3 separate regions of the Homo sapiens genome follow, and all the other regions are linked to region 2. The links are chromatin contacts, found by Hi-C or POLR2A ChIA-PET in ENCODE. All regions are on one chromosome and are shown on one strand. The core of a region is the stretch at or near the end of the contact, and the rest is flanking DNA. Distances in the headings are between cores, read along the strand shown.

What was found. A loop is a pair of places that touch in the nucleus more often than their neighbours do. ChIA-PET counts read pairs that join two places held with the same protein, here RNA polymerase II (POLR2A). Pooled maps may share reads with other maps.
Region 1: a loop to region 2 is called in a pooled map, with 3 times the contacts of the local background. The contact joins the promoter of LCT-AS1 here to the enhancer-like site in region 2. A Hi-C loop is called at or near these places in 1 of 37 single-sample maps with no recorded cell type and 4 of 50 pooled maps. POLR2A ChIA-PET finds 5 or more read pairs at or near these places in 1 of 52 experiments (H1).
Region 3: a loop to region 2 is called in a pooled map, with 4 times the contacts of the local background. The contact joins two enhancer-like sites. A Hi-C loop is called at or near these places in 6 of 50 pooled maps. POLR2A ChIA-PET finds 5 or more read pairs at or near these places in 5 of 52 experiments (CD4-positive, alpha-beta T cell, CD4-positive, alpha-beta memory T cell, OCI-LY7 and 2 more).

Annotation. Positions count from the first base shown.
Region 1 is chr2:135,817,925-135,822,444 of GRCh38, forward strand. LCT-AS1 (LCT antisense RNA 1) reads left to right here and starts at 2,267. Exons shown (of 2, transcript NR_045486.1): 1 at 2,267-2,715; 2 at 3,751-4,520. LCT (lactase) reads right to left here. Exons shown (of 17, transcript NM_002299.4): 5 at 4,096-4,174; 6 at 1-137. RefSeq lists an enhancer at 1-665.
Region 2 is chr2:136,237,077-136,241,487 of GRCh38, forward strand. No RefSeq gene overlaps it. Among named protein-coding and RNA genes, the nearest start is that of CXCR4, 120 kb to the left of the region's middle. RefSeq lists an enhancer at 2,093-2,162. Within about 2 kb of position 1,320, at least 17 of the 41 ENCODE cell types and tissues checked have a DNase peak (open chromatin) inside an H3K27ac peak, as active enhancers do; they include CD4-positive, alpha-beta T cell, where a contact is called at or near this core.
Region 3 is chr2:135,959,816-135,964,150 of GRCh38, forward strand. It overlaps DARS1 (aspartyl-tRNA synthetase 1), which reads right to left. Exons shown (of 16, transcript NM_001349.4): 4 at 1,581-1,683. Among named protein-coding and RNA genes, the nearest start is that of DARS1-AS1, 23 kb to the right of the region's middle. RefSeq lists a silencer at 910-1,110 and an enhancer at 1,146-1,647. Within about 2 kb of position 1,261, at least 6 of the 41 ENCODE cell types and tissues checked have a DNase peak (open chromatin) inside an H3K27ac peak, as active enhancers do; they include CD4-positive, alpha-beta T cell, where a contact is called at or near this core.

The sequences.
Region 1 (4,520 bases), core at 1,017-3,516, 420 kb before region 2:
CCCTTTCCGCCCTGGACTGATTGGCAAATGCTTCCCAGATTCTCTGATAGGCAGAGGCAGGAGAGGAGTCCGTGGTCTCGTGGTCCTGCTGCTGGTCAGGCTGAAGGGCCAGGCTGCCAGTCAGAGAACAAGACATGCTGCAGGATTGAAGGGACAAAAAGGGACATAATAATGAATGACGCTGGCAGTTACAAATGCCCCCTACGGATGACTACTGTGTTTAATCAGAAAAGATTCCAGAAACACTGAGTCAAAAGTCATATCTGCAAAGCCATGGGCAGGAAGTAACTGGCAGATGGGAAAATTATTATTATTACCCCTTCTGAGGTGAGTGATTCTTGCTCTTTCATGGTTAAAACAGGAACAATGCTACTGTTCTCTGTATTAGATTGCCCTTGAATATTGTCTTCAGTGTTAGTACCATACTTTATTCTTCTTATAATTCATTATTTGTAAAACATAGCTAATAATAACAATGACTCCAATTTATTGAGCCTTGATTCTGCGCTGGCCACTGTAATAAGAATGGATGTGTATTATCTCATTTAATTTTCCCAACAAATTTATGAGATGGGTACTACAATGATTTATCCTCATCCTACACAGGAGGAAACTGAGACTAAAAGAAACGGGGGCTGGGTGTGGTGGCTCATGCCTGTAATCCCAGCACTTTGGGAGGCCGAGGCAGGTGGATCACGAGGTCAGAAGTTCGAGACCAGACTGACCAACATGGGGAAACCCCGTCTCTACTAAAAATACAAAATTAGCCAGGCGTGGTGGTGGGGGCCTGTAATCCCAGCTACTCAGGAGGCTGAAGCAGGAGAATCACTTGAACCCGGGAGGCAGAGGTTGTGGTGAGCTGAGATCACGCCATTGCACTCCAGCCTGGGCAACAAGAGTGAAACTCCGTCTAAAAAAAGAAAAAGAAATGGAAAACTTCCTGATTTCAGGGAGCCAGCAGCTATTTATCAGCTGGTACAGAAGTACACTGATGTGGACCAGTTGAATATCAGTCCTGGCTACTGCTTCCTTTCTTCATGCTGCTTGGATTTCTGACATAATGGCAGGAGCTCAAGCATCCATCCTGAACCATGAGGTAGAAACCTTGTTAAAGGTGACAAAGCAACAACAAAGGAGCCTGGATTCCTGGTGATTATGAGTAACTTCTCCTTGCACACAGCTTGCAGGTGGTGGAGCAGATTCTGTGCTTTTAACCTCATACACATACATGTTTATGTGCATGTATATGCATGTACATATGTATATGCATATGAAATAAAACATCACATAAAAGTGCATGCTGCATTTATACAAAATGTGGTCTGATTTTTCTATTTTATTCTAGTCCATTTTCCTCCCTCCCACTCTCCTTTCCTCTTTTTTCTTTCTTTTTTTTCAATTGTGATTGCCAACTTCTAAATTGAGTCATGTCATGCAGGCAGGAAAGCATGCATGCTGCAAATTACAGCCAGCAGAGGTCGGCCTTGAGGAGTGTGGCACATGCCTGGGGAAAAGGACGTGGAGTACAAGAGCATCTCCCTGTCACACAGCCATCGTGTGGAGAGCCGATGGCACCTATACCAGGCTGGCCCACAGCGCAGAACTGGGAGAAGTGACAGGAACACTGCACAGGGATCTTCCTCTCAAAAAGCGAAGCCTGGGGCCGGGTCACCCAGCAGGAGGCGTCTTCCGAACCTAAGAGCCTTCTGTTTCACTCAGCATCAACTCCCTGACATTTGCTAGATTAGGGGGAAAGGGAAATGATCCTTTCCTTCGTAGATGATCCCAAAACATATGCGACTGTGGATCGCAGCTGGGGATGTGTCGCGTCCCCTCGGTGCTCAGCCTCTGCGTATCCACGGTGCCCATAAACACAGCGTCCGCTGCTCCGAACCTCGCTCTTACCCAGCCCTCCTGGCCCTGACTGTCCTCCTGGATTGCATGAAGAGTTTTAAGGAAACAAATAAACTGCCCTGGGATGAAACAGAACTTGCTGTACAGGCTTGGAGCTGGGAACCCTGGGTTTGCCGGCCATGGAGAGGGATTTAGCACATGACGGCACCTCAGGCTCCACACCCAGGGCTCCTAAGTTCTCCCTTTTTTAGGGTGCAGTGCTGTGTGTCTCCTGCCACATTCTCATGTGAGAGTTGTTCAGGGGCCGCTCTGTCTCCCCTATAAGGTCTAGAATTCTGAAGGAGAAAACTACGTTAGTCATTTCTGAATCACTCCCCACCCACCGCCCCTGCATTCAGCGGGTTCTCCAACCACATCCTCCTGAGTAGGGGCCCCTGGCTGTCCGTTTAATGTAAGCCTGTGTTGGCCCTCCCCTTCAGGCAAAGCACCACCAAGCGCTGAGAGAATCTCCGAGCTGGTGTCACTTGTAATCACTGGCTTTTCAGGGAACCCATTTTATTACGGCTTCTTGAGTTTTCTTTTGTGAAGCCACAGCCAGTCCTTCTTGGCTGACTCCAAGTGTGGTCAGGAAGCAGTGGTAACCCATGTCTGTCTATTGCAAGTCTACACTGCCACACAAAGCCTGAGGTACAGCTGCTGCTGCGGGTCTGTTGATCTGAACTGCTGATTTGAAGTGGATTGAGAGGATGGAACAATAGAAGGAGGATATGGCTCAGGACAGTCAAGTACTGGAAGAGGAAAGGTACAAAGAGGTGTTGGCACTGAATGACCCTGAACAGGGCTGCACTGGAAATATCAGAGGTGAGTGACAAAGAGAACTCTAGTTGAAGGTCTGGAAGTCAATTATTGTCTCCAGCTTTTGTCCCACCCTAAGGGATGGTGCATGAACTTCATGCATGTAACATCCCTCCAGGAGCGCTGAGGTTCTGGGCAATTCCCAGTGCTGGCTACCATGCCATTCTTTTCTCATTCACTCAAGAGCGTATTGGGATATGCGTGCATGAAAGCAATGTAATTATGGGCACAACCTCAAAACCTGCTCTAATTTTTTTTTTTTTTGGAGATGGAGTCTCGCTCCATCACCCAGGCTGGAGTGCAATGGCGCGATCTCAGCTCACTGCAAGCTCTGCCTCCAGGGTTCACACCATTCTCCTGCCTCAGCCTCCCGAGTAGCTGGGAATACAGGCGCCCGCCACCATGCCCGGCTAATTTTTTTGTATTTTTAGTAGAGACGGGGTTTCACTGTGTTAGCCAGGATGGTCTCGATCTCCTGACCTCGTGATCCACCCGCCTCAGCCTCCCAAAGTTCTGGGATTACAGGCGTGAGCCACCGTGCCCGGCAATCTGCTCTAATTTTTTAAAGCATATCATTTGCAAACTTTGGCACTTGAGTCACTCAGTAAGATATTATTTACAACCCCACCATAGATTCAAACCTCTGTCCCTAGAATGTTGTCAAGTTAGGCATCTGGCTTGCAGCAACAGCTGGCTTTCCTGTCTATGCTGTCTCCTTCCAGGGAGGATGTTTCACCCTTCATATTGAGGAAATGGGCACAGAGAACCCATTTCTCTTACTCATCATGTAACTTCAGTGGGATGGTCAGATCTATCTTTAACCTGGCCACTCTTCCACAAGCTCACACTGTCTCCAGCAAGATCTTAAACTAGAAGGCAGGAGTTCAAATCCTAGCTGGTGCAGTGGCACAATCTCGGCTCACAGCACCTTCTGCCTCCTGGGCTCAAGCGATCCTCTGACCTCAGTCTCCCAAGTAGCTGGGACCATAGGCATGCACCACTATGCCTGGCTAATTTTTGTATTTTTGTAATTTTTTGTAGAGACAGAGTTTCACCATGTTGCCCAGCCCAGTCTTGAACTCCTGGACTCAAGCAATCTTCCCACCTTTGCCTACCAGAGTGCTGGGATTACAGGTGTGAGCCATCATGCTAGTTGCGCACAGTTGGGCGAACTGACAGATGAGAAAGCAGAACCTCGTGAGTCCCACTCAGTAAGAGACTCCCTACTTTCTTTCTGAGTCTTTGTTTCTCATCAATTGAATGGCAATAAACAACTTGGTGGCCCAAGAGTTGATGACAACAGTCCTATAAGATTATACATGTAAAAGAAACAGAGTATTCTACAAATATCAGTTATTGATAGTTCAATAGGCAACCTGACATTACCTTTTCTTGGAACTTGATGAACAACTCAGAAACTCATTAATATCAAACCCAATGGTGAGCACTTGGTCTTTATTTATGGCTGTAAGAGAAGAAATTGAATTAACTCTATGTAAATGCCAACTAAGAACATGCAAGTCTGAAATCAACAGTTTTCCTCGCTCATACGACACACCCAAACTCCAAGCAGTGGTTCCAAGCCCCTTTGGAAAATACCATGGGCTAACGACTTTAAAAGCTTAGAAGTGAATTCTACTTACTTATTACTTAAAAGTGGTTCTCAAACTTCAAGGTGAATCAAAATCATCTGTAGAGCTTGTTAAAACACAGGTTGCTGGTCCCACCCCAAGAGTGTCTGATGCAGTAGGTCTCAAGTAGGGCTCAAGAATATGCATTTCTAATGAGCTCCCAGGTGATGCTAATGTTGA
Region 2 (4,411 bases), core at 70-2,569:
TTGCTTTCCTCTGGGGCTGCTAACTTGGTAGGGTATAAAGTTGGAGCTGCTGGTAGATTATCTACATGAATAAATAAGAAGAGCTTGCCCAGAGAATAAAGTAAAACCAAGAGGCAGAGGGAGAGAGACATGTTCCTGAAGACAGTGTTTGAGCACCTGGGTACCTGAATGTGGATCGTTTAAAAAATTACACAAGCCAAATTAATAAGCTTTTTTGTCTGAACCATTTTGAGCTGGTGTTTTTGTCACTTACAGCCTAAATAATTTTGGATAATAAAAAGTTCATCAAAAAGGTGTACAATTAAATTTAGGAACTTTGAGGTTGCAGTGCTGTGATCCCACCACTGCACTCCAGCCTGGGTGACAGAGCAAGACACAGTCTCAAAAAAATTTTTTTAAAGGAACTTGTATTTTCCTGAGGACTGTGCCTTCACATATTGTCTGTGGTACTAGCAGTCTACCACCTACCCAGGGACCACAGAAATCTTGGGTGGCAGAAACGGGCAGTACTTTTACATCTCCGATACCTGTGGCTTTTGGCCACCTCGATTTTAGAGAAGAGAGTCATAGGTAATGTTTAGTTGAAGAACTTTCCTCAACCAATATTTTCCAGATAACTTATATTTTTCTTACTTGTTTTCTGTAATATTGAAAAAGTGTCCAGGCAAATACTGACCCTCTGGGCTATATAGAAAAGGTATAGAAATCATTCACTGGAATGTAAAGTTGAGTGTATTCTGAGCTTTAATGGATCTGAAACATTTCAGGAGAATATCACGAAGTTCTGGAATCATCATTTCAGCATAGGACCTTAGAGTCCTGTTCTGGTTGAACCTCTTTATCCCAGAGGAGAAAAGATTCAGAGAGACAAAGAAGTTTCGCTTAAGGCTCATGGTGAATATAGTTGCAGACAATCAGTACAAATGAAGAGGAGAGAGGGTCCTGCTGAATACCTCATAAAGACCAGAAACTAGACCCTTTGCTTACTGTATTATAACTCTTTGAACAGATTCCCAGCTGAAACCATCAGAAGAGATGATTGGACTCACTGCTGAAACATCCAGCAGTGTGGCCTAGCTTCAGGTAAAGATGGATCCAGGAGTTTGGAATCAAATCCTAAAGACAAAGTCTCTTTTTTTTCTCTGTGTTAATTGTGCTGCTTTCCTTTGTGTTGGTTTTAATTCCCCAGCAGGTTCTGTCCACATGGTAGCTTCTGGCAGCTGTTAAGATTTTGTGCTACCAGATTAGTAATTCCAGTTGATGAACAGCTTATATTTCCCAATAGTTCCAGCAGAATCTCAGGAGTCATGTTTGTGGGCTCCAAAAGGGTAACTCCTGAATCAGTCAGTATGACCAGGGGTTTGCTGTCAGCATCATGGGCCAACTCAAATCAGCTGAGTGGAGACTGAGAGTAGGGGAGGGGTGGGCAAGGTGAACATGCTGTTACCTGGAGGAGGAATCATTGCCAGAAACACTAGAGGGCCACTACTCTTACGATGGGCAAGGAGGAGGTGGGGTGGGGGAGGGCCAGAGATTTTCTTTCAGGAGCTAAATCCCAGGGCTTAGTAATGGTATTTGGCCTTAAGCCTGCAAATGGCACTTTCATCCAGCAATATAAGCCCTGAAGTTTTTCTCAGCTGCAGAGAAGAGGTTTCCAGGAGGGTGTCAGTTTGGCCCTTGCTGGTGGCCTGGCCTCTGCTAAACATCTCGGCCGTGCTCCTCCATTTTCTGGCCGTGATAAGGCACCCCGCCAAGCATATCTCAGACAAATATCTGTATTGTTTGTGGTGTGATTGTGACTTCCTGTCTTCCAATTTAGTTTTCTGCCTTACTTTTCACTGTCTGGGTCATTTGATACTACATCTGGCACTTCCTGTTTTTTAAGACTCTGACTCTAGTCATCTGACTGTAGAAAACAGAGGTCAACTTCTTCATAAGTGATGCCAGCTTTAGTCACTTGTTTTGGTATACTAGTTGAGATTTGCGTAAGGAAAATTGTCAGGTGTCTGCTGGTTTTCTTAGCCTCAGACACTTCCCTATTTATAAGTTTTTGTTTTTCAGACATTGGGACTTTCTCCCCCTTGTGTGGATGTGGTGGGAGTGGGTGATCTCTGCCCTGTCCCTACAAATAATTCAACGGTGGTTCTCTCTCTCTTAAGGAGAACTACCAGTCCCGTAGATGCAGCTCTAGAATGAGGGTGCTTTGGGCATAACAGGCTCAGCCATCCTTCTGGTGTCTCGCCCTGTCTCCTTTCCCATCCTTGGGTTCACTTCTCTCCCTTTTTCTCTTCACTTCAAAAGTGGTTAGCTCCAGTTAAATACCTGGAGTTGGGACAGCAGAAAAGCTGCTAAATGCAGATTTGCTTTTTCTCACTAAAGAAAGAGGAACATTTTAGTCACTAATTTTCACTTCATTTAACCTTTCTTTCCACAGAATGGCCTGACTTTTGCTGGAAGGGGACAAAGCCCTAAGACATTTATATCCATGAGTAGAACATTTATGATATCACTTACACAGCTTCCTGGCCTGAGCTTTTCCAGACTTAGCTTATATTTTAGTCAAAGTAGAGGGATGGATTTAAGGAATTGTCTAAGATAAGTGAGAAGAGAGGACATTTGTCCTACCTAAAGGCAATGGCAGCTTGTGGGTGTGGCGGGGGGAATCTATAAAAAACATCGAAACAGGCTGGGCATGGTAGCTCACGCCTGTAATCTGAGCACTTTGGGAGGCCAAGGTGGGCGGATCACCTGAGGTCAGGATTTTAAGACCAGCTTGGCCAACATGGTGAAACCCCATCTCTACTATACAAAAATTGGCCAGGCATGGTGGTGGGTGCCTGTAATCCCAGCTACTCGGGAGGCTGAGACAGGAGAATGGCGTGAACCCCGGAGGCAGAGGTTGCAGTGAGCTGAGATCGCTCCACTGCACTCCAGCCTGGGCGACAGAGCGAGACTCTGTCTCAAAAAAAAAAAAAAAGAAACAAACACTTGAGGCTTGACATTCTGCTCCTTCTCCATGTGAGGTCTTCACTGAGCAAAAGCAATGGTTAGCTGTGGCAGCTGTGAAGAATCAGAGCATGGCTGTGGGTATGTTCCACCAGCATCTCCAAGGCTGTAGCTGGACTTCACAAAGGCTCAGTTTCCAGATGAGCTGCCTCTGACTGCCCTACTTCCCAGGGGCATGGGAGGTGAAGGCCAAATCTCCTCTCCTCTTCTCTCCTACTTTCACCTCAAGCAGTGGGACCACTGGAGCTGTGGAAATGTCTAGGCCTCCAGTGTTTCTGCCAATAGGGTCACAAGAGCAAGGAAAATCTCTTGTCTCTGAATTCTCCCTTCACTTGTCTTACCTGGGTGATGATGGAGGGGCATGTTGGAAGTCTGTCTGGCTAATTGTGTAAGAGTGTGTGTGTGTGTGCACGTGCACACACATACATGTGAGACACACATGCTCAGCAACATCCCAGCTCAGGCCTTCATATTCCTCAGTTAGAACTACAGAATTAAGTGCTTACCTTACCCATTGAAAGAGAGGCAATACTGCTCAGTGTCATGACTTAAAACAAGGGAAAAACCAACCAAATCCCAAACCAAACAAAAACTCCCTTGTTTTGTTGTAATGCTTTAAATGACCTCATTTCTTCTCCAAAGCCACCTCATGAGGTTGGAAGGACAGGCATCATGGATGGATGGGAGGTTTTAGATGGGGAGAGGGAAGGAACCCACCTGTCAGTGGGCTTCCACATCCAGCGTCAGTTTAGAAGGCCTGCATTTCATTTTTAGTTGACAAAAGAAACCAAACTGGCCAGGCGCGGTGGCTCACACCTGTAATCCCAGCACTTTGGGAGGCTGAGGTGGGTGGATCATGAGGTCAGGAGATTGAGACCATCCTGGCTAACACGGTAAAACCCTGTCTCTACTAAAAATACAAAAAAAAAAAAAATTAGTCAGGCTTGGTGGCGGGCACCTGTAGTCCCAGCTACTCAGGAGGCTGAGGCAGGAGAATCGTGTGAACCTGGGATGTGGAGCTTGCAGTGAGCTGAGATCATGCTACTGCACTCCACTCCAGCCTGGGCGACAGAGCAAGACTCCATCTCAAAAAAGAAACCAAACCAGCCAACCAGCAAACAACAACAAATGGCCTTTCACCCATACAGACAAAAGAAATCTGACGTGCCTGGAGTTTATGGAGAAGCCATCCAAAGCAGATGGGGCCATCACAAAGTTATCAATGCCACCAGAAAGGGATGGACACCTGCGGTGAAATGAGATTTCTAGAGTCCCTCTAATTGCTGCTTCCATGTAGGAAGGTGTCTTCCTACACCCTGTCCCTGAAGCTCTAACAGAGGTCAATCAGGGCAGCAGGAGTTTCTTGGTGGCCTGTAGAAAGGACAGCGGCTCACCCTGGGGTTGG
Region 3 (4,335 bases), core at 11-2,510, 280 kb before region 2:
AATGCAGTTTAATGGAAAAATATATTCTCTATGTAACTGTCGGCTTCATGTATTAGTTTTCAAAACCAAATTATTATACAAAAGTTGTTTGTTGATTTGAGGTTGACTTTTTTCCAGTATTTTTCAGTATATTTAATAGAATTTAGCATCTATGTCTGCGGTTTCCAGGACCATCTTTTTTTCTTTTATAGAAGGTTCTCTGTGCAGATAAAATTTCTAGGGACCAAGCTCATTTATGTTTGACTTCATAGGATACACACTAACCTTAAAAGGTTGGAAGACAAATGCACCCCACAAGCACACACTCTAACCAGGAGACGAAACAAGCAAACCTAATTACCAGAAGACACACGTAGAAGAAAAGTGGTCATCTCTGGGCAGCACTGGGAGATAGGGAGAGGTGGGGCTACTGTATTAGTAGTATTAAAATACTACTGATCTCATCAATGAATCGATACAATTCATGGCACTTAAGTTCTTAAATCCGAGTGCAGGTATTACTATGACGTAATTTGATAAATATCTAAACCAAAACCAGCTGCTGAGCATCCTTTATATGTATAACATTGTGCTAGAGGGTCAGGGAGGGCTGAAAGCTAAATTACGATATTGAATTAGATAATTTTTAAGTTTCTTTCCAATTCTAAAATTCATAATTCCATCTGTATTAACTCATTCTTAGAAAGCATGCATCTAAAAAGCAAACATTTAAAAAAATCAATAGAAAAAATATATCATTTACTCTGATTGAATTCTTTCTTTTAAAAAACACTTACACACTATGAAATTACTTTATTACTTAAAACACAAAGACCATCCATTTTCTCATGTTTTCTGAGATCATTATCATGGAAATAAAATTCTGATGAAATTGAAAAAAAACATGAAACAAAATTAGCCACATCACCACTACCAAGTAAAACAGCTCTCATCACCTTAGAGCCACTGCACACACAACCACACTTCTATCTCTATATCTGCCTCCTGCAAGCTGAACAAAACAATGTGCTGCTTCTACGGGAACTCTGAGCCAGACAGCCCAGACTTTTACAGGAGGAAAAAGCAAGTTTTACCTTTTTTCTCCTAAACCCTTTTGGTGTCAAAGCTAAAAGTTGTAAAACATTTGTTTTACTTCCTTCTGGAGGCAATCATTTGCCAAACTACATTCTTTTATTTTATATACTTTTATTTTTTGGTTAGAAAACTTGTTGCTCAACATGCAAATCTCAAACTGGGGGAGGGAGGGAAGGAGGGAGGAAATGAAGCTCAACAAACACAACAAAATAAAGTTGCTCTGCTATGTTGAGGCTGCCAGGCTTTTTGTTACTCTACTTGAAAGTAAATGTGACTTGTCTGTAGAGAGTGCTGCTTCAGCAGTTCCAAATGAATTTCAAGCCTGTGCTCCATATTTTCTCTTTTGTAAGTTTAATGTATTCAGCAACACTGAACTGACAATTTAAATAACTACATTTTTAAACAAACGAAGCATTGATGTTAATGTATGAAAATGGTCCAAACCCCTGGGAGTCTTGGTTCCCACCATTGTTTATTCTGACAACAGGATATAATTGCTTACTTACTTGGCAGCAAATTTAACCATCTGCTTGCTTGCATGGTCTCCCACCGCCACAAGAGCCTGGACATTAAACTGCTGCTGACGTAGGACTAAGAAGCACTGTTTCCCTGAAAAAGACAGAAAGAACACAAATGTATTAAGGACACGCAACTTCAGGTTTTACAAAGAAGGAAAATGCTCTCTACTTTAAAAGTGGGCCAAAATTTACTATACTCATCAGGCACGCATGCATGTGTATACTATCCATTTGGCTTCCACAGACAAAATACTCACACTCAACTGACAACCCTTAAAGAAACTCAAGTTCCTATGATGAGTAACAAGAAATGCTTTCAACTTGTTATAAGAACACAGGCAAATCACCAATTTCAAAAAAACTTCTAAATCAAGAAAATTATTTTGTCATTGCATTGATTTATTAAACAAATTTCAAGTAACTTGAGATCACTTTCAACATTCATTCAATAGTTAGTATATTCCACATGCAAAGGCACTGTACTACTATGGAAGTTTCAATACTGCAACCACAAAAGTGCTAACACAGTGCTTAAAAACAAGGACACAAACACTATGGGGTGGTCCATCTACAGAGTTTCTTCCTACCAAAGTACATTTTAAAGAGCATTTAAATTGACAGGCTAGTGCCTTTCATGTTCTACGTTCTTCATTTTTCCTTTATCACCTTCCTAGTCCTTCATATTTTATGAGTCTCGCATTTTTTTTTACTCCAAATAACTTATATTGTCTATTAAAGATCATTTTCTTCAAGCCCTATAACCAGTTTTATTTTTACATATCCTGGGCCTCTTTATTCCTTCTTCTTTGATAAAGAACTGTTACTCCTTATTCTTAACCTTCTGAAAAACATTATTCATAATATATTTCGTTATTATGTATCCTTGTGACATCCCTTTTTCCTCCAAAGCAGATCCTTCTTAAGTCTCTGATCAAATTCTGGGAAATTACTTCTTCATAAAAAATGGGTTAATCTCTCCAAGACCACTTTACACATCAGATTGTTTTGTAAAACATCACAAGATTTTGTTTTTTAAACTGAGCATTATATTTTACATTTAGAATGGGCCTTAACCAAAAGAAGAAAGAAAAAGGAAAGCAAAAATGCAAGCAGACTTACAGTTACTACTTTCAACATACAGTATTTTGAAATGCAAATCAGATAGCAATCACAAGTTAAAAAAGACAGGTTGCAAACAAAGTGTCAACACAGACATAATCTATTGACTTTAGAGTCATATATGATTGGCAGGTTTTTAACCACTAAAAAACACTCTTAATTTTCCCTTTTGCTTTGGAGGATGATCCAGTCACAAAGTAAAATCCTAAAAAACGAAGTTGTATTAATACAGGAAACAAATTCAAAGGAGTTTTAAAATATTGGAAGGACAAAGGTTATTACCACAGAGAAACTTGCAGATGAATAAAAATAACATTTTCCTAGGAACTACTACTGAAACCACAGCCACGTTACCCCACTTAGAAAAGTATGTTACTGTGAAATGGAAGGTAATGTGCACACGACAGTGCTAGGCTAAGCCATAATGTAGTCAGAGTGTATTAGCTACTCTAATAGTCCAGACAGAAGCAGCACCAACCTAGCTGCCTCACAAAGCTGTCCAGTGATAATTTCAGTGCTACACAAAGACCCTGGAGAAAGAATGGAGAACTCTAAAGGACTTACAAAGGGTGAGCACAGGATAAGTCTATGGGTCGGCACTAGGGGGTAACAATTAGTGTGTCTGGTAGAAAAAAAAGTAAAAGCTTTGAAATCAAAAGGCCTGGTATCATATCCTATCACTTCCTATGAAGGGGCCTGTGGGAAAATTATTAAACCACTTTATATCTCAGTTCTTCATCTGGAAAATGGAGACGGTAAGAGTCATGAGGTTTTCTTTCATAATCATAAGGATTTTATAATATGTTTAAAGTTGAGACGGAGCCCAATTAATGTTAACTATTAATGACTTTTTTTTTTTTTTGAGATGGAGTTTTGCTCTTGTTGCCCAGGCTGGAGTCCAATGGCGCTACCTCAGCTCACTGCAACCTCCGCCCCCCGGGTTCAAGCGATTCTCCTGCCTCAGCCTCTTGTGTAGCTGGGATTACAGGCACGTGCCACCAGGCCTAGCTAATTTTTGTATTTTTAGCAGAGATGGGGTTTCACCATGTTGGCCAGGCTGGTCTCGAACTCCTGACCTCAGGTGATCCACCCACCTCAGCCTCCCAAAGTGCTGGGATTACAGGTGTGAGCCATCGCGCCTGGCCTATTAATGACTTCTTTTTTTTTTTTTGAGATGGCATCTCGCTCTGTTGCCCAGGCTGGAATGCAATGGCATAATCTCGGCTCACTGCAACCTCCACCTTCTGGGTTCAAGCAATTCTCCTGTCTCAGCCTCCTGAGTAGCTGGGACTACAAGTGCCTACCACCACACCTGGCTAATTTTTGTATTTGTAGTAGAGACGGGGGCTTCACCATATTGGTCAGGCTGGTCTCGAACTCGTGACCCCAGGTGATCCACCCGCCTTGGCCTCCCAAAGTGCCGGGATTACAGGCGTGAGCCACTGCGCCTGGCCTTAATGACTATTATTAGTAACACCACTACCACTGACTACTTATTTGATGATTAATTATCATTCCTTTTTCACAGCTGGATGACTATATACAAAAAGTATGCAGGGCGCTGGGAACACGAACGTAAGTATTTGTTAGAAAATCATGATAGACTCTTACATGAGGAAAAAGT